5 separate regions of the Mus musculus genome follow, and all the other regions are linked to region 4. A link is a loop called in an ENCODE intact Hi-C map of the cell type or tissue named here. Cell type or tissue: heart. All regions are shown on one strand. Region 1 holds the start of Ncdn (neurochondrin). Region 2 has its middle 8.9 kb from the start of 5730409E04Rik. Region 3 overlaps Ncdn (neurochondrin). Region 4 holds the start of Psmb2 (proteasome (prosome, macropain) subunit, beta type 2). Region 5 holds the start of 5730409E04Rik (RIKEN cDNA 5730409E04Rik gene).

Region 1 (5,000 bases), 76 kb before region 4:
TGACTAGGCATGGTATCTCGTACCTGAAGTCCTAGCTACTTGGAAGGCTAAGGTAGAACTGTTTAAATCCAGGACTTCAAGGTCAGCCTAGAGAATATAATGAGACACTGTCTCAAAAAAAAAAAAAAAAAAATCTTGTGCTGGCAGTGGTGATGCATAACTCTAACCCCAGCACTGGGGAGGCAGAGACAGGCAGATCTCTGTGAGTTCAAGGCCCGCCTGGTCTACAGTTTCAGAACAGCTGGGGCTACAGAAAAACCCTGCCTCCAAACAAACACAATTAGAAATCTTCTGATGAAAGAAATGATAAATACGAAGCTGTCACCCACAGCTGGTAAATAGCACAGACTGGCAACCCTAACCCTCACTTCCAGCCAGCATACAAAAAGACCAGCATTGTCTGGAATGGATTTCAATGCCAATGCCAAGAAATGAAGAGGCAAACATAAAACTCCAAATTGAGGTAATGCCTTTCTCTGAGCCATAGGCACCGAATGGACTCTTATCTCTCTCACTCTCTTCTACCCTTTCCTAGTCTAGTTTTCCCGTAATTGTACATTAGGGCACATGGGTCAGAAAAGAGGTGTGTAGGCCACAAACACATTGAAAAGATCATGAGGTGTAGCCTAAGAAGCTATACTCGGAAACTTCGCTAGCCTCCCAGGATGGAGCTGAGAGAGTGTATGTGTGTGTGTTCGTGAGTGTGTTCTCGTTTCTGCCTACCACAAAAGGATTTAAAACTAAAGGTGACTCAACACCTGTCATCAATATCTTGGCACGTGGGTGGGAAAAGCAAAAAAGAAAGGAGAAGGCTTTGAAAACAGGAGTAATAAATACCATTGGACTAGCAAACTGGTTACAAGTGCATGGGAGAGGCAGAGCTAATCTCATTTGCACTCCTAGCCATTTACTCGGCTCAAACCTACAATTGCCTATGGGCACAAATCACTGCTAGGGTCCAGTTAAAGGCTTGCTGACCAGAGGCAGGAACGACAAAACACTGCTAAGACCCAAAATGTTTGTTATCAAATCAAAGGGTAGCAACCCAGGGAGAGAACACACACACCCCCACAATACTCGACAAATGAAAATCTAGAAAAGCTCCCGGTAGTTCTGGCATTTAGGGCGTTACAAGTACACCCGAAATAAAAGCACGCTGTTGCAGCAGCTGTTCAGATACAGCAGGGGGTAATGTTTACTTAATACTTCAGGTTGATGGGGAATGTATCATAGTTCAGTCTGTCAGCTACATACGTGGAACTCCATTTATATACACAGCGATAAGATATGTTTGAATAACGACAGAGCCGGTCTATTCAACGGGTGTGAGTAATCAAGAATAAAGCTTTAAGAAAGAAAGAAAGAAAGAAAGAAAGAAAAAAGTCCTAGATGTTTGAGAAAGTTACAGAACAGACTGCATGAATAGCTTTGCTTATATTTGCAAACACTGTTTTCCAAATAGCTGGAAAAATGAACAGATTGTTCTAGGAGGTCGTCTTTCCAATTTGTTCCTAGTTTCCAGTCTGTTAATCACAAGATAGCACAAGGAGAGTCAGCTAAGGAGCTTTAACAGCTTCTATTGTCAGTTGGGCACAACCACCGTGAGATGAGACCAGGCAAAGCATTCCTGGAACCCCGCCTGAGGTCTTCTACTTTGACTTCCTTCAGTTCGCTTTTTGTGCTCACTGCAGCCACCGCAGGACCCTCTAAGGGGCATAATTGTCAAAATTCTCAAGGAGGAAGGTTTTCGCCAACGAGCCCAGCCCCGCCCCCTTTATTCTGTATCAACTTTTTTTTTTCCCTTTTCTTTTCTTTTAATCTCGATGGGAAGATCATCAAACACCAGAGACAGCAACTCGGGACGAGGCTGCAGAGGTCGAGAGTATCATAAGGACCGCAGTGCCTCAGCCTGGTCTGCCCATATGTCAGGGAATAGAGGGAGCTGCCTGACCAGGCCTGAGTCCCAAAGCGGAGGGGTTCAGATTGGGACTCTGGCACCTGCAAGGCTAGAAGCAGCAGATTTGTCCTGTCCCAGCCAGGAGCGCCATCTCCGGGTCCCAACGCCGGACCAGCGTACCCGAGGCATCGCCCGTCCCGCCTCTGCCCCTCCCCTGAGCTCCTGGTCCTCGGCCTGGCAGTCAGCCGCCCCGGCCACCTACCGGGGCTCAGGGCCACATAGAGGGGTGCCGGCTCTCGGCGGCCTCCGCCTCCTCCCGATCCATGGGCTCGGGGACCCCCAACCTTCTCTCCCCTCACGCAGAGGAGGAAGAAGGAAGTGCTGGCTCCCCACCCGGACAGCTCCCTCTTGCCTCAGCCTCCCTGGACAGCGACCGCGGCCGGAAACGCCGCCTCCTTCCCACCTCCCGGGGCTCAACCCGGAAACATACTCTTCACGCTGAGCCAGTCCTCCTGCCCCCACCCTCCGGAAGCGCAATTCCAGCCGCGAGCCCAAAAGTGGGAGGAGGGGCGGCGCTGAGGGGAGAGCTACGCACAAGCGAGGACGTCCGGGCCCTCAGCCTTTGGCCGCGAGCCCTTGCGGGGCGGCCCGCACCTTTCCTCCTTAGCTCGAGCACTCAGGCCCCAGACTCGGGCAATTGCCCACAAGCAAGATGGCCGCACCGGAGGCGCCCCCCTACTGCTTAGCGCCCTGCTGTGCCATTGGTCAGAGTGCGGAGTGAGCCCAGCGCCGATTGGTCGAGAGCGATGCGGGGGTGGGGGTGGAGCTGTAGCAGCCTGGAGCCAAGAGTGGGCAACGCGGCGTGAGCAGCAGCCCCAGGCTCCCGGAGCATCGCGCCCGGAGAAAGACTTCGCCGCTCGGGGCCGCAGCCTGGTGAGCTCAGCCCCCTTCAAGCCCTCCCCTGCATCTCAGCCGGAGCCTCTCCGAACCGGCGCTGATCGATGCCGAGACTCCCCAGGGACCCTATCGCGACTCCATCGTGCCATATCTCGACATCACCGTACCCTGTCGAGACTCCATTTTGTCACAACCCCTTTCAGTATTTATCTATCTACCTATATATTTTTTTAAATTTGCCCTATCATATTTGGGGGCTGTCCCCTTCATGTCGTGATTTCGCTGTGATCTCTCCGTGACATCACCGCGCCATCGTGAAGTGTGATCTCATCGCTGCCCTGTCGTTCGACTTCATCAATGTCGTGTTGTGACCTGGCTGCGGCGGGACAGGTGGTGACCGCCAGGATCCCTTCTCCCCTTCTCATCTCTCCATCACTGCAGCCCCGCTTCGATTATCCGGCTTTTGGATTCTGTTATCCTGAGAGCCACCCGACCCCTCTTTCCTTCTCCAGCCAGTGCCGGCACCCACAGGCTGTTAGCGGGACGGACAGGGAGAGTACAGGGAGCACAAGGGGTTAATGTTGCTGCTGCTGCAGCAGCAGCTGCAGCTCCTGCTCTTGCAGCCTCTGCAGCCTCTGCAGCCTCTGCCCGAGGGAGGGAAAGAAGAGAAGGCAAGGAGGCTGCGGGGGCGATTAAGAGCCCTGGCTGGAGGGGTGGGTCCACAGGGGAGTCTTCAAAGCCTTCTCTGGAGAGCTTGCCTTCTCACTCCTGCTGAAGCCAGTCTACTTTCTCTGAAGAAGGGAGGGGAAAGGAACCCTAGAATGTCCTTTTCTTCCTTGTCGGCGTGAGTCCGGATAATCGAACTTGACCCGTGTCTGTCTGCATTCCTCCCTGTCTGTCCTCACCGCTCACTCCTCGTGTGCCTCCTGGAGAGAGATAAAACCCGGTGTCTGGTGCCAGGGGCTGCTGAGCAGTTGGGCCAGCTCCTTCCCACTTCTAGACTGGTGAGGAAAGCTGTCCAGCTGAGCAGCGGCATGCATGGTCCTCATATCCCACTTTTCTGGAGGTGACCTTGGACCAGGGTCCCTTCTTCATCCTAAAGAATTTGTAGGTCCAGCCTCTTAAAGGGGCTCCCCCAAGGGAGGTCAGTCATGAGGAAGCCACCCTTCCAAATCCACCCCCCCTCCCTCTGTGCTAATCCCTCCCTACATCCTCCACTTCCACCCCCGCCCCCGCCCCTCCTCTGCAGAGGGATGCTCAGTCCCTCTTGTGTTCACAGTTGGGCAAGGCGGGCATCATGGCCTCGGATTGTGAGCCAGCTCTGAACCAGGCAGAGAGCCGAAACCCCACCCTGGAGCGCTACCTGGGAGCCCTCCGTGAGGCCAAGAATGACAGCGAGCAGTTTGCAGCCCTGCTGCTAGTAAGGACCTGGAAGGTGGGAGGGCTGGTCAGGAGGGCCCCCAAAGAATGGGGTCAGCAAGTCTCCAGGGGTATCTAAGTGGTATTGGCAACCCGGAGGTACCAAAAAAGGCCTGAGACCTCTACCTTTGTACTCTGTTCTCTTGAGAATGGGGGAAGGGGAGAAGAGGGGTGAATAAGACTGTGGCATGGGACCACGGAGGAGGCTGCCTGGATTTGCTTTTTGGGGCGTCCCGGAGCAGATGGGAGCTGACTCATAGGGTAACAGCAGCAGGTTGTAACTAGTGCAGAGTACTTGTGGGCCGGGGTAGCTTTTCCTCGACCTGAGAGAGTAACAGGATGGGGAGTAACTAGCAAGAGGTTCTGAGAGATGACCAGAGTGATGATCAGTATGTCAAAAGTAAAGGGTCTTAGTCTGCTAGAGGAACCCAAGCTGGGGACAGCAAAGCAGGAGCTGCAGTGCTTGGGGTGGGAGGGGGGGGATGAGTTGGTGTGTGGGGGGTGAAGGGAGGAGGGAGTGCAGCAGTTGCTTGTTTGCCATGGCAACAGGGAGAAGGCTCTGGAGTCAAGGGCTCACACTGCAGCAGAGGAGGTGTTTAGGCGAAACGTAAGGGGAAATGTTTTGACATGCGGAGCAACGAGACACAGGAGCCATTTCCCGTGAGAAGGTGTCGGAAATGGATCAGAGACTTCTCTGGAGAGAAGTCCTTAGGGAAGGACCCTGAATCCTTAGAGGATTTGAGTTCTGAAGCCCCTTGCCTCCCAGGTCTTAGGCATATGGATTAAT
Region 2 (5,000 bases), 76 kb after region 4:
CTGCTGGGTTAAAGGCCAAGTGCCATCACACGCAGCCTATCTGAGATCTTCTCTCTTGATTTCTCTACCCCAACGGCTCATGAGAGGACACTGAGGAAGCCTTTATTTTTGTGTCTTGTGGGTTTGTTTTCATTTGTTGTGCTGAGGACTGAACTGGGGGACATCTTAGATGCTAAACCTCTGAGCTACACATCCATACTAAGGGCAGGTGTCATTCATTCACTCATTCATTCTTGTGGGGAAGGAAATGCAGGCACACATGTGCGTGGGACAACTTGCAGGGGAAGCCTGTTCCACCATGGATTCCGGGGAATGAAATTAGGACCTCAGAGTTGTACAGCAAGATTTAAAACAACAACAACCACCACCACCTCCACCACCAAACTATTACTCCATCTTTCCATCCCCAAGGAAGGTTTTTTTTTTTTCCCCTGGGACAGAGTTTCTCTGGGTAGCTTTGGCTGTCCTGGACCCAAAGCCTGCGGATGGTTTTAAAGTTCAGTGGGGCACAGTTTCAAACCCACTACACCACGAGAACCCCAGAAAAATGGATATTCTTTCTATCCCTACTCCCATACCCCAAGAGAAAAGGAACAAGGTTGCTGGAAACCATGGAAACTCTCTGTAACACCTTCAAGTAGTGAATATCTTTTCCCAACACCTTCCAAGAGATCAGAGAAGTCAAATCCACAGCCCGAGGTTGTGGAACAGCCCAGGGCCCACAGCGGGAGTGGCTAGATGAGAAACGGAACAGAAGGAGGAATGAGGGGAGGGGATGCCTGCTCGGTCTTCCTAAGCATACCCCTTCCTAGCAGCTGCTTCTGTAGGCTCCCTAATCCCCTTCCCTCACCTCCCTCACCCTATCCTCTGGCCGCCCACCTCTCCTCCACCCATCCCATTCATCAGTAGGAGAGCACCATATTAGTGCAGCGTTTCAGGGCCTGACAGATCCTTTCTGGGTGCCCCCCACATGTAACCACTTAACCCCTAGCACAAAAGGCCATGGTGAATGGGCTTGAAGCCAGTGGCTCGTGCGGAGGGGGAGGTCTCAATAGGATTTGGGGAGCTGGGTGTATAAAGCGCTCTGCTCCAGCAGCCCTCAATGGAGGAGCTGAAGTTAGGCATGTGCCGAGGGGAGGAGCCCGGCAGCTGCATCCCGCCCCTGAACAATGATTTATTCATTCTCTTGGCACGCTCAGAGAAAACAGGCTCCAGGGAACGCGGCCCCACAAATCGCCCTGGGCCTCAGCTAATTCCCACCACCATCACTGAAGTTCAGAGACCTCACTCCCAACCCCCATAATTCACTGCCTAATGCCTGAGGTTCCTCTTCCCTGTCAGGGAGGCTTCTCGAAGCCCTAGGTGGGGATGGAATGGGTCAGGCAGGTCTCCTCAAGTTCCTTCTGGTGCCCATCTCACAGCCTATAGAGACCCATGTATACTCCCCTCCCTAAAGTAAAGAAATAAAATTGCAAGGCGCGGGGAGGGGGGGGGAGAGGACGGGGGGGGGGAAGGCGGGGCAAAAAAAAAAAAAAAAAAAAAAGCAAGGCGCATAGGGTGGCTTGGTTTAGAACTGCCTGCACAGGGTAGGCCAGAGGAAGAAGCAGGGTGTTGAGTGGCTTAATCTAGATAAACTAATAGGCAGCAGGAAAGCCATAAAGGGTCGCTGGGTAAAGTGCGGGCTGCTAGCCAAAAGTTTTGTTCTTGCTGTCCCCACTCTTCTGCCAACTCACATTCCTGCAGCAGAATCTCTGGAAATGGTGGGGATTGAGAACCATAATAAAAATGGGTAAGGTCGCCGGGCAGTGGTGGCACACGCCTTTAATTCCAGCACTTGGGAGGCAGAGGCAGGCGGATTTCTGAGTTCGAGGACAGCCTGGTCTACGGAGTGGGTTCAAGGACACAGAGAAACCCTGTCTTGGAAAAAAAAAAAAAAAGTAAGCTCTAGGTAGACACGGTCGCCCGGGCTCCACGGAAAGAACCAATCCAATAAATAAATAAATAAATAAATAAATAAAACGTCACGTTTGTATCCCTTTTCATTCCTGAGGAATTCAATCTGTGAGCCCTTGAGGATGCTAGCCTTGGAGGTCATCAGAAAAGATGGGATTTCAGTGTTGGTGATGTTGATGGTCAGACAAGTAGTTTCTTTCTTTTTTTAAAAAAATTATTTTGCCTGCATGTATGTATGTCCCCTCTGTGAGTGCCTGATGTTTGGCTTTATAGTTGAAACCCTATCTCATAATATCAAGTACCCTTTGGTACTTGATATTATGGGTCAAAGGAGGGTTGTGAGCTGCCCTGTGGATGCTGAGAATTGAACCTGGGTCCTCTGTAAGAACATTCAGTGCTCTCAACCACCGAGCCATCTTTCTATCCCCAAGACCGGTAGCTTCAAAAACAAAATTATGACAAGCAAACCTGCCTTCCTGCCTTCATAGCTCATGTCACCAGGGCCAGACATTTAAAAAAATCATAATAAATAAAACTAAAAAAAAAAAAAATCAATAATGTTAGCAGAACAGGAGTGTCAGGTTGATGTGACCATCCTCAGACTGGCCCCTGGGCCTCTGAGCTCCAAGCTTGTAATTACCTTGTCACACAGAAAACAAATCTACTGTGGGCCTTCCCAGTGAGAGGTGGGAGAGCCCAGGCAAGGAGGTCGCCCAGTTGGGAAGGGGAGGAAAAAACAGGAAGACTGATTGATGCTCAGTGCTGGAGGCAAAGAGAGCTTGAAACTGACAAGCTAAAGCCTAGAGAACTCAGAAAGTTTTCTTCCTTCAGAAGGGCCCACACACCAGGGGAGAGGACACAGTGACGAGGATGGGACCCCTTCCTGGAAGCCTCAATGAGGTGATTACTAAGAGGCTGCTGCCCTCTGGTGGGCAAAAAGAGAACCCTCAACGCCACCAACGCTGAAATCATACCTTTTCCAGTGACCTCCAAGGCTAACATCCTCACAGCTTTAATTCCTCAGGAACGAAGGTGATAGATACAGAGTGTAGCACTCACTCGGAATGCTTACTAGGAAGTTCTTTTTGCAATGGCATGGAGTCACCAACCTTTAATCCTAGAACCCAGGAGGTAGAGCTAGGGGGATCTGTAAGACTACGTGGTCTGTGTAGTGAAGCTTGATCTCAAAAACAAACAAACAAAAAAGTGCCCTTGCTCTTTGACTGGGGGTGTACCAGAGCAATGCCTCAGCCCTGCATGGTAGTGCATGGTGCAAAGCTGTAATCCCAGCACTCAGAGAGCAGAGGAAGGAGGATCAAAAGTTTATAGCAAGTTCCAGGCTGGTGGGATGGCTCAGTGGTTAAGAGCGCCACCTGTTCTTCCAAAGGTCCCGAGTTCAAATCCCAGCAACCACATGGTGGCTCACAACCACCTGTAGGGAAATCTGATGCCCTCTTCTGGAGTATCTGAGGATACTACAGTGTACTTAGTTAGTGTTTTTTTTAAAAAAGTTTATAGTAAGTTCCAAGCCAGCCCAGGCAACATGAGACTCTACATCAAGCACACCAACAGGCAACCCCAGTTCCCAGTGAGATATTGGGCTCAGTAGCCGTGAAAACAGGAAAGAAACAGGATCAGGCAAAGGAAGCTGGGTGGTAACTTAAGCCTGTGGCAGTCTCAGGTCCCCATAGGAGCTCAGAGCTTAGAATGGCTCTTCTGAGTTGTCCCTACCTGATCTGAGCGGCCATGCCTTTATACACCCTGTCACCACTGCAAGGTGGTGTGGAAAGAGACCGGACCTTGCAGGGTGCCCTGTGGCTGAGACAAGTCTCAAAGGGTGAACACAGGAAGCTGTCCTCAGAAAGTTCCCAGCAGTAAAGCTTTTAGGGATGGGTTCACCCCACACACCAGAGCTGCTCACCAAACGTGTTAAATCGACCATAGGTTCAGCTTGAGCTACAAGCTCTGGGCTCCAGGCTCAGCGGGACAGTGTATCAGTCCCAGTTACTGGCCTGCTATGCTCTGAGCCTTGGGGACGCTCAGGCGAGCTTAATATTTAGATTGTGAACTCATTCACCCAGCTACCATTCACTGAGATTTCCTGGGCCAGGCCTGGAGGCAGACAATTTCCATTTTTTCTATTTAATCCTCACAACTGTGGAGCGAGCATTAAGTCAGATTATTCAGATGAGATCAAGTTATTAAGTGGCTTTCACAGTCCAATGACACTTTAAAAAATGATACTCACAATGGGACAAGTGTTATTTCTGCTGTCAAGGATTCTTCAGGCCACAAAAGGCCTTGGCTCTGTTCTGCCTGTGTGTGCCCTCTGAATAGGATGGTTTGAGGTTTGCAGTCAGAGCATAGCCTCGGCTGTAGCTAAGAGCTCTGTTCCACAGGCCCTGGCTTCAGCTCTTTCCTAACAGTGCCACTTCCCAAAGGTAAGAGAGCCACAGACTGGCATAAGTCACTGACAGCCAGGAGGAAGCAAGGGTCTGCATTCCAGAAACCCCTCAGCTCCCTGTATCTCTCGCTGATCTCTCTGTTCTGTATAATATGACAAAGACTGGGGAAAGAAAGCCATCAGCTGCTGCTGTGACAGCCCTGACTTGTTTTCATTCTTGGTCAATTAAGCCTTTCCGACCCTGGTAGTGTGCCTTTGTAAATCCAGAACTTGGGAAGCAGAGGCAGGTGTGGGAGTGTGAGGCTAGCCTGGGCTACACAGGAGACCATCTCAAAAAACAAAACCAGAACCTTTCAGCACACCCAGGCATCAACAGCAAGTAGTTTCCTCATTTTAGTTTCAATTAAGACGAGGGGAGGGATATTATAATTTCTTTCTGAAAATGACTGGAGACATTTACTCAATACTTCTCTCCTCCTCACTACACACACACACACACACACACACACACACACACACACACACACACAGAGTCTTCCCTCCTGGGCTCCCAGAACCTAATTTTTCACGTTTAGAAAACCCAGATGATTTTTGCCTGGGTCCATCTGGTTTTCCAAATAACCTGTCTTTTTGATAAATAACG
Region 3 (5,000 bases), 65 kb before region 4:
GCTGGCAGGCGCTGACTGCCTCAGCCCATGTGCCCTGCCGGCCAGGGCGTGGCCTCCCCAAGGCTGTGGTGCCCCTTCTGGCTCCCCCAGGTCAGGTCCGCGCCCTTTAAATTGGCCGCTTGGCTTTTGCCTTTGGTCCTCTTGGACAGAGAGCAGGCTCAGGCCATTGACATCACAGTTCTTCCTTTTAACTCTAGTGACCCGGGGTCCGAGTTGCCCCTATGCTTCCAGGGCAATTTGGAGCAGACAGACCAGTGGGGGGTGGGGAACCTCCTTCCACCTGCGCTTCCTTGAGGGGACCAGAGAGCCCTTGGTCCCAGGTCTCTTGAGCTTTTGTGTCATGTTGCAGCAGAGTGAAGATGGGGGGTTGGGGGTTATTTATTTTGCTTGTCCTTATCCCTGCTTGGACACCTGAGCATCAGATCCCTGTGCCCCTGGTGCCATCTGGCCTGGCTGGAGCCAGGAACAAGAGGTCACCCCACCCTAGAATCCGCATGGTTTCCCTGTGATTGCACTCCACTGCCACCGTGGTGCCTGGCTTCAGCTCCCCTCCCCCAATCCCTGCTAAGCCTCTACTCTGCAGGGAGACGCGACTGGCGGCTCCAGCAGGAACTACCTTTCTGAACCCGCGGAGACCCGCATAAGCCTGACCCCTTGCTTCCTCCCCGCCCCCCAGTGCGTTCTGTGATCGCCAAGTTCAAAGCTGTGCACATGTGGACACTCAATAAATGTTTATTGGTGATGAGAAGCCTCCTTTGTGGTCTGCCTTGCACCTCCTCTGCCTTAACCTGCTCCTAAATCCTAACATGTTCTCACTCACCTCCCCCAGGGGCTTAGACGAAAGCACAGTAGTTCTAGTTTTACATGCAGGGAGGTTTTACATACACCCTGCCCTAGTACCACAGGTTCATAAACCCAAAATGTTGATGTGGCTGGGCTTGTGGGACACTCAGAAGTACTGTCTTTTCAGCACCTTGTTCCCAGGGTCATTGCTACATCCTCCAATTAAAAAAAAAAAAGTTTGTTATTGGCATATGTGGTTGGGGGTGGGGTACGTGTGCCATAGCGCTCATGGAGGTCAGAAGACAACTTGGAGTTAGTTCTTATCACTGTGGTGGGTTCTGGGGATAGAGCTCAAGTCAGCCTGTTTATTTGGCAAGTACCTTTACCCACTGAGCCAGCTCTCAGGCCAAGTCCCAACTTCTGAAGAGATCAGAAATCCTAAGTTTTATATGGAATCCAGTGACTTAACACTGTTGACCTAACGGAAGGCAGAAGCCAAAGAGTGGCTTTCAGGCTGCCAGCTGCTGACCTGCCTCTCCTGCCAAATGAGAAGAGGAAGGGCCGAGCTGTCAGGTTGGAGGCAGAACAGCTCCACCCCAACCCTGGTTCCCAGGCTGTTCTGCCTGCAGGCTCCACCTAGGCCCCCAAGCCTGTAATCATCTACTGAATGCATCCTGTTGCTTACCCTCTGCTGCCTATGCAAGGCAAGGATATTCACTTGAAAACAATTCTCAGGTAAACCTGAGAAGACAGACTAACCTGTACCAAGTGGCTTAATACCCAGAAGGCAATGCAACTTTAAGCAGTGACTTCTATGGAGGTCAAAACAAAATGGGCCTGGAATCTCAAGCTCCCCAGCGCCTTGACCAAGTTCGGAGAAGTAAACAGGCTCTGGGACCTGAGGGTCAGAAGGGGCTTACCAGGTAGACAAGCAGGAGAAGGCTGTAAAGACATGCCATTCCTGTACCATGGCCCAGTGGGAAGAAGTGTCGGGTGAGGGCGGGCCAGATCATAATGTGAATACTTATTATGATTTTTTTTTTTTGAGATAAGCTTTCTCTGTGTAGCCTTGGTATCCTGGAACTTGTTCTGTAGAGCAGGCTGGCCTCAAAATCCAAGAGATCTGCCTGGCTCTGCCTCCTGAGTGCTGGGTGTACCCAGCATTTTAAATATGCGATCATGCCAAAAAAGGACCAGACAGCAGATTTTGGAGCAGATTAAATGGAATCTAGTTTGCATTTTAGAAAGATGGCTGACTGCGAAAGGAACGTCTGGAGTCCGCTGAGTGTGATGTTATGTCGATTGTAACTCAGCACTCTGGAGGCTAGAACAGGAAGGAGGTTTGGGGGCCAACTTGGGCTATGTAGCAAATGCAGGGAGACTGGGTGGGGAGGCAAGCAAAGAAGGGAGACTACTAAGGCAGGGGAGGGAGGGCTCAGACCGAGGGGAAGACATTAGAACTAAGTCAGTGATGATGAGAAGAACAAGGATGTATAGGAAGGAGTTAGGAAACGGGACTCAGCAATTAGTAATACCTGAAAAGGAGTGAAGAATGGGGAGCCAGCGATACCCCGGGTTACTGACTGTGACCGCTGTGTGGATAGTAGGACCACTCTGTCATGGCAAACATTGGGGGGGAAACGGATTTATGAAGGAATTGGTTTGGTGAATGGTTTGTGTTATTTATGGAACATTGGAGGAGTGAGTCCCTCCCCTAGCCTAGAGCACGGGAAGATAACAGGTTTGGGAGCTGTCAAATATTCTTTAGAACCAAGGGAGAGGCAGATTTGGGAGCTGTCAAGTGTTCTTTGGAATCATGGGAGTAACGGGTAGTCTGGGGAAGTGAGGGAAAGGCCACAAAGCAAATGATTACTGTCCACGGTCCTTGCGGTTGAGTTGCTCTCCTGCATGCCAAGGCCAGCGAAGCTTGAGAACAGAAGGCAGACTGAAACCTGCCTTCTCCTGAGGCTCCGTGAGAGGGTTCCAGACTCCAGAGTGAGCAAGGGGCTAAGCGGAAGCTTGCAAGGCAGGGCTGGCTCTGTCTGGGTGCCTCCACTGAGACAGGCAGGGGAGTGTTGAGCTGCAGTGGTAAGCTCCGGCCACTAGATGGGGCGTCAGTATCTTTTGCGAGATTTCATCTCAAACATTTGCAGACAGACCTGTTAGGAAGAGGAATCCGGCTCTGTCAACAAAGGAGGACAAAAAAGTTTGGGGTTTGTTTGTTTGTTTTGTTTCGTTTCGTTTCGTTTTGTTTTGTTTTAAAGAGGAGAAAACGTGAGCCTTGGAAGAGAATAAGCCAAGAATGTCAACTGAGAGTCCATGTGTATTTGAGCATGCATACCGATGTGTATATATGTCTTATCAGTGTATCTGTGCCTGTTGTGGTCTCCGTTTTCCCAGGGGTATCTCTCTGCCTTCCTCATGCCTTCATCCAGGTGTCTGTATCTAAAAAAAAAAAATAAAATAAAACCATAAGAAATCATCACCTGCATGCTTACAATGTGAAGAACCCTTGCCCCTGAAACAGAAGGGCCCAGTCTGAAACCCTGGTATTCCACAGCTCTGCTGGTCTCCAGAGAAGTAGCTCATGAAGCACATGTCCCTCCTAGAAGAAATAAGCACAGTTGCTCGTTTGTGCTCACTTATAACTGGGCCTTATGTGTAGCTATGCTAGGTCAAGGTCACATAAGAGCCCTTCCAAAGAGTCCCCTAACAGATTTGGAAAACTGTAATTATCTTTTTGGTTACTTATTTATTTAGTAGCTATTTGTTGGCTGCTTGACCCACTCCAAGCAAAGTACTAAATAGACTTTTGACTTTTTTTTTTTTAGATTTATTTATTTATTATATGTAAGTACACTGTAGCTGTCTTCAGACACTTAAGAGGGCGTCAGATCTCATTATGGATGGTTGTGAGCCACCATGTGGTTGCTGGGATTTGAACTCCGGACCTTTGGAAGAGCAGTCGGGTGCTCTTACCCACTGAGCCATCTCACCAGCCCGACTTGTGACTTCTTTAGACTTTTTTTTTTTTTTAAAGATTCCTTTATTGTTTTATGTGTGGGGTGTTCTGCCAGCCTGTCTGTGCAGCGCAATGCCTGTGGGGGCCAGAAGAGGGCGTCAGACTCACCAGATCCATCAGAACTGGAATTACAGATAGCCATTCCTGCCATGTGGGTACTGGGGATGAAACCTGACTCCTTTGAAAGAGCAGCCGGTTCTCGTAGCCTCTGAGCCATCTTTTCAGTCACACTCTTCCCCCCCCCCCTCCCCCCCAACTTTAGACTTCTGGTGAAGCGACTCACAGAGCAAGAAAGGAAAAGTAACCAGGAGTCCTGGAGTGCTAGTCAGCTTCATTCCTGGAGTGGGCCAAGGCCATGATCCCGGAGGCATTTTGCATAAGGGGAGGGGCATGGGCCAGGTGAAAGATGCTGAATGAACCAAGGAGCTGGAAGTGGATCACAAGTCTGAGAAACGCATGCCATTGTTAGAGGCTTGTTGCCAGGGCCTATACAGCACAGCCCAGATCACACTGGGAATTGTTAAAACAGATTGCTGGACTCCACTGCAGAGTTGCTGAGTCAGAGGTTCTGAGGTAGAGCCCAAGAACTGGCATTTCTAACAAGTCCCCAAATGTCACTCACTGGCAATGAGGGACTAGGTCTATGAGAAAGAGAGTAAGGAAGCTTCAGGCTCAGAGAAAGGGGGCCACGTGTTCTCTGAGGCACCCGCTCAGTCTCTTCCATGCCGGGTGCTGATTGATTCTAAGTAGAAACACTCAGGCTTTGGTGTGGTGTTTCATGCCTGTGATCCCAGCACTTTTGCAGCGGAAGCAGAAAGTTCATGAGTTCTAGGCTAGCCTGAGCGACATAGTGACACCCTATTTCATAAGCAAAAACAAACACAATCACAAACAAAGAAAATTGGCAAGGTTTAAAGTTGAAGCATGGGGTATCATTTATGGTGCTACAGAATTCAGGAGGATAAGCAGGTAAGGATTGGGATGGCAGGAAAGATGTGAGTTCAGTTTCTCTTGCAAACTTTGAATAGCTTCAGGAGATGTCTGCGGGAAGCGGGTGCGCCCGCCCGGCAGGCCCGTGAAACCCACTCGGTTACTGCCTTGCCCGAGCATGCGCAGTGAGGCTGCATGCGTGGGCTGCAAACTTTGAATAGCTGCAGGAGATGTCCTAAGGCAGAGGCTTTCAACCTTCCAGGTA
Region 4 (5,000 bases):
TCTAGTTTGTGTTACAGTTATTTTAACACACATCTGACTTTTACTGAATTACTAACATTGTGTGTGTGTGTGTGTGTGTGTGTGTGTGTGTGTGTGTGTGTCACACATAAGTGTATGGGTGTACCTGTCTCACCCGGGACAGAGAAGGACATCAGGCCATCCCTCACCTTATTCTCACGCAGCAGAGGCTCACCCTTTGGGCCTGACTGACTGACTGACTGGTCAGTGAGCTCCCAGGATCTGTGTTTCCTGCTCCCAAGTAGGGACACAGCCATGCCTGTTTGATCTTTTTTCTTTTAAGTGAGTACTTGGAATTTAAATTCTTCATGCTTACACAGCAAGCACACTGACCTACTCAACTATCTTCCCAACTACATAGTATTCTTTTTTTTCTTCCTCTTTTCAGTCCCTAGCACTGTAAAGAACACAGAGAGGCATGAAACTTGTCAAATGAACTTTTAATCCACTGAACAAAAGCTAGATATCTTTCAAACAGTAACATGCCTATGATCAGTCATGAAAACACTCAAGATTCTGTGGGTCAGTTGTCACTATAAAGGTAGTGAAGTTGTTAAGGGTAAAAGAGATCATTTTGCATAATGTCTACTAACTTGTTTTTGGAGTGCTGAGGCTGGGGCCTTGTATATGGTCGAAACATATGTTGCCACTGAATTGTAGACTCAGTCCCAAATTACACAGATTTGAACCTAGGTTCTACCACCTGTAAGCTTAGAAACTTTTTCTTTGATAATTTTAAAATTTTTATTTATTTATTTAGAGACTCTCTCTCTTGTTCTGCACAGGTGCACATTGCCACAGAACAGGTGCACAGGTCAGAGGACAACCTGCAGGATGTTGGGGTGGGGTCTCTTCCTCTGCCATCTGGGTTCTGGGACCAAACTCCGGTTGTGAAGCCTGGGCAAAAGCATCTTTACTACTGAGTTATTTCAACATCTCCTTAAGAAAGTTTTGTACATATACACACATATACACACACACACATACATATATACACATACATAGATATGTATACGCACACATATATGTACACACACACACATATATATGCATGTGTGTTATATATAATATATACTATATCTATACATCTTAGTTATACATATTCTGTCTCCAAAACTAACTGCAAGAAGGGCACATAGTAGAGCCAAACTTTTAACAAATTAAAATGTTAACGATGGACACACCTGATACATATATGCTTCAGTTTGTTAAGTGTTTGTCCAATGCTAACTCCTTCACTCAATCCTCTCAACAAGTTTTGAGTTGGTTATTAGTAATTTGAGAGATAAGAAAATCTGGGCACGGGAAAAAAAATAACGTACAAAACTCACAGAGCAAATAAAGAGAGGCCATCTCTGCTGCATTCCACTATTTAACGACAAGTAAAATCTAGCAGCCAGGGAAAGGCGGAAGAGGCTCTGAGGTGAGCCACTGAAGACAGCGGAAGCAGAGTGGAAATGCCAAACTCTGGGGAGTCTCACTCTCCCCAAGATCCCACCTTAGGGCACCCACAAATTATAACTTCTATCTGGGGCGACTGAAACTTGCCAGAAATTCAGAAATTGGAGGCGCCGGGCACACACTTGAGCTCTCATAAACTTAATTCCCTCACGCTGAGCAACTCTCACCTAGCAAGCCTCATCTGACCCAGAATCCCAAACTAGAGCCCTAAGCTTGTCTGCCGGCTCCCCCGGCTTCTCAATCCTGCAGTGCCAGCAGGGCAGAGCACACTGGGCTCCATCTTCCAAGCTGCCCAGAGGGAGGCCCACGGTCCCCTTCACCAACTCCCGCCGACTGCCCCTCCAGCCAGGCCCGCCGGGCCTCCCCCTGCTTCCTCTCACCGTCCTTCATCTGGACAATATTGCTGGCGGCCACTCGGTCGGAAGCGACGAGGACATAGTCTGGGCCCTGGATGCCAATGAGGTACTCCATGGTGCCGGGAAGCGGGAGGCTGCAGAGGCCACGGACAGGGACACTTCCCGGGTACACGACCTCACCAGTGAGACAGCACACCCGGACTGAGCTGGGGGTGACGCAAGACGCGCGACGGCCCAGTCACTGGCGCGGCCCAATGACGTCACCTCTCGCGAGAGAGCAGGCGGGAGCTTGGGTGCTTTTCCGCGCTGAGATTGCGGAGTGGGCTGGTCTAGAGGTGTGGTTTGGAAACGTAGCTGTGGGTGATGGGGCGTTGCGTTTCCTTATCTACCAAGTCGAATTTTAGAGTTTGCACGCAAATCAAGCCGTACCCTGTGTAAGAAGTACCAGCACGTGTGGGTGCTACAGAGGAGAGGAGGTCTTCAGCTTTCTGGTTTTCATTTCCTTGCTCGTTAAACAAACGGGAAAATTTTCCCTGCAAGCCAGATTGAAGAACAATTTCCCCGAGCCATAGAGTTAAGGACCAGGGGAGCAGCCTAGGACAACACATCTCAAAAGCAAAACAAACAAACAAACAAAAAACCTACTTGGCGGTGGTTCCCTCTTGAAATCCTAGTACTGGATAGACAGAGGCAGAAAGCACGTTAGTCAAGCCTGTCCCTCGAACCCACGGTAGAAAGAACAGACTCCCCAAAGTTTTCCTCTGACCATCACACTAGCGCGTTCATCCCCAATACAAATAATTTTTAAAAAAAATTTTAAATTTAAATATTTTACTATACTTCTGTTTCATTACATTTAAAATATTATTTTAAAAATGTATTTATTAATGTAAATGAGCTAAATACCTAATAAAAATGGGAAAAAAAAGTATTTATTTACACTCCAGCCATTGCCCCCCTCCCCAAAGTTCCTCATCCCAACAAATTTTTAAATGTTCACTTTTATTTACTTATTTTTTATATTTTGATTTGTCCCGACAGGATTTCTTGGCTACTCTGAAACTCACTCTTATAGACTAGGCTGACCTCGAACTCAGAGATCCACCTGCCTCTGCTTTCTGAGTGCTGGGATTAATGTATTGTGACACCACCACCCGGCCTTTTTTGAGAGATGGGGTATTACTACTATGTAGCCTTGGTTGTCCTGGAACTAATTTAATTGTGTTGACCAGACTAACTTCAAATTCACAAAAATCTGCCTTCCTCTAACTCATCAGTGCTAGAATTAAATTCCTGATCCACATGCCCTACATGAAATATTTTGGAAAGAGTAAGATAGGAAATTAGGGATGGACTGGAGAGATGGACCCGTGCTTAAGAACACTGGCTGCTCTTCTGGAAGACCTGGAATCAATTTCCAGTACCCATAAGGCAACTGGAAGACAGCTATCAGCAACTCTGGTGTATCTCTGTCCTCTGAAGGCACTTCACACACTTGATGCACACACATACATTCAGGCCAAAACCCCATAACACATAAAGTAAAAATAATTCTTTTAACAATAGAAAGGGTAATAGAGGAGAGACTACAATTAAACTGCATATAGAAATGTCTTAGTGAAACTTGTGACTTTGTACAGTTAATATACTTGTGCCGGCTAGTCCTCTGTCAACTTGACACAGACTAGAGCTATGTGAAATGAGGCAACCCTTAATTGAGAAAATGCCTCCATAAGGTCCAGCTATAAGGCTTTTCTTAATTAGTGATTGACGAGGGAGAACCAACCCATTATGGGTGGTGCTGTCCCTGAGCTGGTGGTCCTGGGTTCTATAAGAAAGCAGGCTGAGCAAGCCATGGGAAGCAAGCCGGTGAGCATCCCCCTCCCCCGTAAGGCCTCTACATCAGCTCCTGCCCCCAGGAGCTTGACCTGTTTGAGTTGCTCTCCTGACTTCCTTCAGTATTGAACAGTGCCATGGAAGTATAAGCTGTTTCCTCCTCAACTTGTCTTTTGGTCATGATAGTTCATCCCAGCAGTAAAACCTGTAACTAGGACCGTACTTTAATAATAAAACCTTTTTGCCAGTCAGTGTGGTGCACACCTTTAATTCCAACAGTCTGAAGGCAGAGGCAGACCGATCTCTGAGTTTGAGGCCAGCCTGGTCTACAGAGCAAGTTCCAGGGCAATCAGGGCTACACAGAAAAACCCTGTCTCAAAAAAAAAAAAAAAACAAAAAAAAAACCACAAAATAGAGTTTATTAAATATACATTATCTTTCGAATGTATCCAAAGGAATGTCTGCACAATAATCAAAACATTTCTGCACAGACTAATGTGTTGCACCACTGCGGTAGTGATGAAAAGAGGACCAACTTCCATGTTTAAGTAGAGATGTTTTACATATGCTGCTAATGGCACACAGTGATACACTACTCATCTATTCCAAAGAATGAGATGGGGCTGAGGTGATGGCACCATCAGTAAAGTGTTTATTTCACAAGCTTGAGGACCTCAGCTCAAAGCTCTGGAACCCACAGGCCTCACACAGTGCTATGTGCCTGTAGCCTCAGTGATGGGGAAATGAGGGGTGCAGGCCAGGGGGTCCCTGGGAACTCATGGGCCAGCCAATCTGGCATGAATGGTGACGTTCAAGGCCTCAAAAGACCCCACTTCAAAACAAAAGAGAAAGTGGAATGTGCCTAAGGACACACATGCACGCACACACACATGCACACACACACACACACACACAAATGAGTTGCCCTATAGCTCAAGATACATTTCACTGAACTGAAAACGAAATTGCTTTCCTCTTTGTAGAGGGATGCCATTTTATTAAAACAGTGAATATTCATCTGTGAGTGGAAAATATTTAGAAACATTTCAAGATCAGTTATACGCAGTTATTATTTAGTGTGTGTGATTTAACGGAATACTTTTCACCCGGCTGTGATGGCACACACCTTTAATCCCAGCACTCGGGAGGCAGAGGCAGGCAGGTCTCTGAGTTCGAGGCCAGCATGGTCTACAGAGTGAGTTCCAAGACTGCCAGGGCAGTCTGAATCCTGGGATGACAGGCACCCTCTACTATGCCCAGTTCACTCTCTATTGTTTCCGTTTTGTTTGAATGTTTTACTATTCTCAAGTGACACTTGAGAATATAATG
Region 5 (5,000 bases), 68 kb after region 4:
TCAGCACCAGGGATCTCCGCACCCTCCGGGGGACTGCGGACTCCGGCCTCAGGGAGCCTGGTGGCTTGGAAGACCTGGTTATCAGAGGGTGACTCAGAGGAGCTCCTTATCAGAATAGGATCCACTTTGCCTGGCACACCATGCCAGTTCTTATTGGCATCCTTAGCACTCTCCACAAAGTTGGAGTTATTGTCTGGTTGGAGGTCTGGTTGGCATACTCCAGGAGGCAGGCTCCCTGGGTACTGGGCCCCCTCTGCTAGTCCTGGCTGGATGGCAGCGAACATCTGGACTGGGAAGGAGAAGGAGAATGAGACAGAGCAGGACAGGATAGAATGGCAACCTAGAGCCCAAGAACCTTGCAATGGTGTCCCTCCCTTCTCTCTGATTATTTGGTCTGTCTCCCTCCCAGGGTTTTCCCTCTAAGGCTCACCATCTCTTCACTCTACAAACTTCTCCCAAGGTCACTTCATCCTGTTATAGCTTCAAGAACCATCCTGTGTAGGTGACTCTCAGATCTGTGTCCAGCCCAGATTCAACCCCTACTCAACCCTATGACCTACCACCAGTTCTTCAGATCTACACATCCTGACAGCTCTCCTTCCAGGGTCCTTGGGCAGGACAGCTCTGCCATCTGAAGACAAGTCTATCTAGCCATGCCTAGGAGCACCCTGGATTACTGACCCTCCTCCCATGCCCACCTCACTGTCCACATTTTGACAAACTCTCCTTTGGCCCTGGTCATTTTGACCTGGGTGATTGCCACAGCCTTTCCACTGACCCTCGTTCAATTAAAAATATAAATTTAGGAGCTGGAGATATGGCTCAGCAGTTAAGAGCACTGGTTGCTCTTCCAGAGGACCCATGTTCCCAAGTCAGATGGTTTACAACTGTAGGCATCGCTGGCTTCACACCAGCCCCCACCCCCCAGCCTCTCTGTTCACCCACATGCATGCATGCATACATACACATGCACACACACAGATATGCTAATATTTTTTTTTAAAAAAGATGTCCTGTTAAATAACAAATAATACTTGTAAAAGGAACATATGTCTACATCTATACAGATGTATAGATATAGACAGGTATATTTCATAAGTCCACAGAAAACCACAAACATTTCCATGATGTCTCATAACAGTAGCAAAATTACAGTTATGAAATAGGAACAAAAGCTAAGTGGTGGCGGCGCACGCCTTTAATCTCAGCGCTTGGGAGGCAGAGGCAGGCGGATCTCATGAGATTGAGACCACCCTGGTCTACAGAGCGAGTTCCAGGATAGCAAGAGCTACACAGAGAAACCCTGTCTGGAAAACTCAGAAATCCACCTGCTTCTGCCTTCCGAGTGCTGGGATCAAAGGCGTGCGCCACCATGCCCGGCTACTGACCACATTTGTATGACTTGAAGAACTGAGGCCTCGTGAGTGAGACATACTATTAAGTCAATCAAGCAGCTACTAAGAAGGTTCCCCTATAGGGTGGCAGCGACCCTCCCCACACCCAGCAATGGGCAGAAGTCATGAAGAGAGACTGAGGTTGGGACAGATGTTTCACTCCTTTGGCTTGTGAGAAAAGGCCTGAAGACACCACCACCACCACCACCACCACCACCACCACCACCACCACCACCACCACCACCACCACCCCACCCCTCCAACTCTCTTTCCCTCTCCCTCTCTTAAAATTTGTCCTAAATCTGGCCACAAAGGAAGCTGGGGTGGGGCGGGGCTAAGGATCCAGGTTCAAAAAGTCAGTGAAATGAGTGCAGACATCCTAAGATCAGGATTTTCCCAAGTTAACCCACAGTATGGGGGCATGGGAGCGGCTGTAGCACGGGGATTGGCGGACTTGGCAGTGGTCCGAGCTCTGCGACCCTAATCTCTGCAGAGGCAGCTCCCTAACCCGCTTTCCGGCGGCTGGGCCCCAAGCCCTCCATCAGGGCCCGGACTCACGGCCTAGAGGCGCCCGCTCCTGCGGGGCTTGCTACGGTCCCTCGGGTCCTGCTCGCTGCAGGGTGGGGGATTCCTGGACCTGCGCGTGCACGCGTGGTGACGCGGCTGCTTGGTCCAGGCACAGCGGCCCTAGCCCCAGCCCGGGCTGCGGAGTCCAGCAGCGTCTGCGCGGCTGGGCGGAGCGGTCTGACCCACGTGGGCCGGTTCGGTTCTCCGCGCAGGAACTGCCTCCTCCCGCAGCTTGACCCGAGAGCCTTGTAGGTCCGGTGTCATCTCCTAACCACCCTGGCGAGGCGCCACGGATCCATTGGTTCTCCTTGCTGCAGACATGGCGACGAAATGCCTCCTTCCTGGGTTTCCCAGGGGCTCGGCAATTGGCGAGGCCGTGGTGCGGGTCTGGACCCGCTGTGGTCCTTTCTGTGCTCCAGCTCGGCACCTTTTCTGCCGAGAATTTTCAGTTCATCCCCACTTACTCTATTTTAGGATCTTTGAGCACCTTTCTGGCTTCTAGATCTGTTTTTTACTTATTATTTATTTATTATATGTAAGTACACTGTAGCTGTCTTCAGACACTCCAGAAGAGGACATCAGATCTCATTACGGGTGGTTGTGAGCCACCATGTGGTTGCTGGGATTTGAACTTTGGACCTTCGGAAGAGCAGTCGGGTGCTCTTACCCACTGAGCCATCTCACCAGCCCCTAGATCTGTTTTTTAAAAAGACCCCTTCACTGTACTGTACCTATTTGATTAAATGCTATGAGGATTTTATTGTTTGTTGTTTTGAAACAGAGACTCATTATGTAGCCCTGGCTACCCTGGAAAGCACTATGTAGACCAGGCTGGTTTCCAGTTGCACAGGGAGATCTGCCTGCTTCTGCCTCCCAAGTGCTGGGATTAAAGGCATGTCCCATCACCACCAGCCAGCTTTCTTTAAGATTTTATTTTTTATTTATGTATATGTGTTTCTCCCTCTCCTCCCCCCCCCCCATTTCTCTCTCTGTGTATATAACTAAGAAGGAGCCCCATTCCAGGTAAGTCACAGTTCAAACTATGGCTGCAGCAATCATATTTCCTGTCAAGTGGAAGAAGCCAAGTCTATGTACTAGGAGAAAAAATGATACTGACACACAGGAGCTCAAAGACAAATGGCTGACTAACATCCCAGCTTCTGCTTCCTGGGTTTCTAGTTTTGATGCCTTCCCATGAAGTTCATATCTTGCCATACCCAACCTGAGTGGAATTTATCTCACTGATAATCAAAAGATTCTTGAATTAATACACTAACACAATGAGGTACCCCTGGATTCTGATCATTCACTGCTACTGTGTAGCTGTTTGCTGTAAACTGAAGAGGGGGGCAGACGTGAGATTCGGAAGATTCTAGAAGGCCCTCTTCAAGGTAGTGGGTGATGTAAGGGGTTGCTGGGACAACAGAGACTCTTCAGTGACACTGCCTGCTAGTTGTGTTGGGAGCTCCAGGGATGCAGATTTTCTGAGTGGCCACCCAGCTGGACTCAGGTGCCTTTGACCTAGCTGCCGTTGAGCTAGCGATGGCACTGTGAGTGAGCCCCAACCCTTAAGCAACCCCGGTCAACTCATTGGTTCACCAAGCTAGACTTTGATGGGACTGCTCCCTGAGTCTAGCATCACTGACCTCTCTAGTGGGAGTGGTATCTGTTCATGTCAACCCAGAAGGGGACTTGCCTAACCCTCGGTAGGCACTAGCAGTTCATTTGCCCTTGATAGTCTCCATCAAGACGATAGGTCCTGTAGATCCTGATAGATCCGCCATCATGTAGAAGTTGAAAGGGTCTGAAACATAAAGAAACCATCTCTGTGTTCCTGGCTAGAAACATTCTCCCCTAGACACCCAAACTTCCTGACGCAGCAGAACCTAGGATCTCAGAAACAAGAAGCAAATGCGCAAAGTCTTCAACTGCATACGGTACTGAACCCTTCCACTACATACATACATGCATGCATACATACATGCATACATACACATATGTATTTACTGAACCCTTCCACTACATACATACATGCATACATACATACATGCATACATACTCATATGTATTTACTGAACCCTTCTACTACATACATACATGCATACATACACATATGTATTTACTGAACCCTTCCACTACATACATACATGCATACATACATACATGCATACATACTCATATGTATTTACTGAACCCTTCTACTACATACATACATGCATACATACACATATGTATTTACTGAACCCTTCCACTACATACATACATACATGCATACATACACATATGTATTTACTGAACCCTTCCACTACATACATACATGCATACATACACATATGTATTTTCTGAACCCTTCCACTACATACATACATGCATACATACACATATGTATTTTCTGAACCCTTCCACTACATACATACATATATGTATTTTGATTTGGTTTGGTTTTGTTGGGGGGGGGTGCTTCTTTTTTTGAGACCGAGTCTCACTGTTCAACATGGTAAACAGATTTATAGATCCAGGCCAGAGAGCCTTGCTGTTCTGCTGTTCCTGCAGGAGGACAATTGTTTGTTCCCAGTACCCATGAGGCAGCATACAACTGGCTGTAATTCCAGTTCCAGAGGATCAGACCTCGTCTTCTGGCCTCTACATGATCATCATGCAAGCAATCAGTCATACACATAAAATAAAAGTAAATATATCTTTTAAAAAAAAGACTATAGATAGAGAGAGCTGGAGAGCTAGCTCAATAAGAAGAGTAGAAGTAAGCGTACTTGTTGATCTTGCAAAGGACCTGGGTTCATTTCCCAGCACCCACACGGGGGCTCGTGATAGCCATAACTCCTCTTCTAGGGGACCTGACACACTCTTCTGGTCTCCACGGGCAACATATGTGATATACATGCTTACACACAGGCAAATACTCATACTCAAATAAAATTTAAAATTTAAATAAAATTTAAAATTGTGTACCAATTATGATTGTTGGTTTGAAGACTATAGTATACTTTGCATCATAACACCCCAACCTGGTACAGCTCA

What was found. A loop is a pair of places that touch in the nucleus more often than their neighbours do. Peaks named below come from ENCODE experiments on the same cell type or tissue, not always from the same donor. Only the 100,000 strongest peaks of a DNase experiment are listed, where the experiment ranks them.
Region 1: a loop joins it to region 4, with 3 times the contacts of the local background. A loop is called at or near these places in 6 of 42 quality-filtered maps.
Region 2: a loop joins it to region 4, with 4 times the contacts of the local background. A loop is called at or near these places in 8 of 42 quality-filtered maps.
Region 3: a loop joins it to region 4, with 2.0 times the contacts of the local background. A loop is called at or near these places in 7 of 42 quality-filtered maps.
Region 5: it touches region 4 in a loop (1.9-fold over the local background); 10 of 42 quality-filtered maps call a loop at or near these places.

What each region holds. Positions count from the first base shown.
Region 1 is chr4:126,751,155-126,756,154 of GRCm38, reverse strand. Ncdn (neurochondrin) reads left to right here and starts at 2,726. Exons shown (of 7, transcript NM_011986.4): 1 at 2,726-3,184; 2 at 4,074-4,214. The coding sequence starts at 3,152. AU040320 (expressed sequence AU040320) reads right to left here and starts at 2,385. Exons shown (of 21, transcript NM_133886.2): 1 at 2,160-2,385. In heart, a CTCF peak has its summit at 2,168; DNase peaks (open chromatin) are centred at 2,664, 3,674 and 4,074; H3K4me3 peaks cover 3,230 bases; H3K27ac peaks cover 3,037 bases.
Region 2 is chr4:126,598,455-126,603,454 of GRCm38, reverse strand. No RefSeq gene overlaps it. Among named protein-coding and RNA genes, the nearest start is that of 5730409E04Rik, 8.9 kb to the left of the region's middle. In heart, a CTCF peak has its summit at 2,887 (motif pointing left); no DNase peak of the experiment used is centred here; H3K4me3 peaks cover 604 bases; H3K27me3 peaks cover 965 bases.
Region 3 is chr4:126,739,503-126,744,502 of GRCm38, reverse strand. Ncdn (neurochondrin) reads left to right here. Exons shown (of 7, transcript NM_011986.4): 7 at 1-753. Among named protein-coding and RNA genes, the nearest start is that of Tfap2e, 5.7 kb to the right of the region's middle. In heart, CTCF peaks have their summits at 2,876 and 3,889 (motif pointing right); a DNase peak (open chromatin) is centred at 2,872; H3K4me3 peaks cover 299 bases; H3K27me3 peaks cover 868 bases.
Region 4 is chr4:126,674,705-126,679,704 of GRCm38, reverse strand. It overlaps Psmb2 (proteasome (prosome, macropain) subunit, beta type 2), which reads right to left and starts at 2,062. Exons shown (of 6, transcript NM_011970.4): 1 at 1,860-2,062. The coding sequence starts at 1,950. In heart, no CTCF peak of the experiment used is centred here; a DNase peak (open chromatin) is centred at 2,084; H3K4me3 peaks cover 1,933 bases; H3K27ac peaks cover 1,267 bases.
Region 5 is chr4:126,606,965-126,611,964 of GRCm38, reverse strand. It overlaps 5730409E04Rik (RIKEN cDNA 5730409E04Rik gene), which reads right to left and starts at 2,111. Exons shown (of 2, transcript NM_001145950.1): 1 at 1,953-2,111; 2 at 1-289. The coding sequence starts at 284. In heart, no CTCF peak of the experiment used is centred here; a DNase peak (open chromatin) is centred at 2,154; H3K4me3 peaks cover 1,284 bases; H3K27ac peaks cover 969 bases.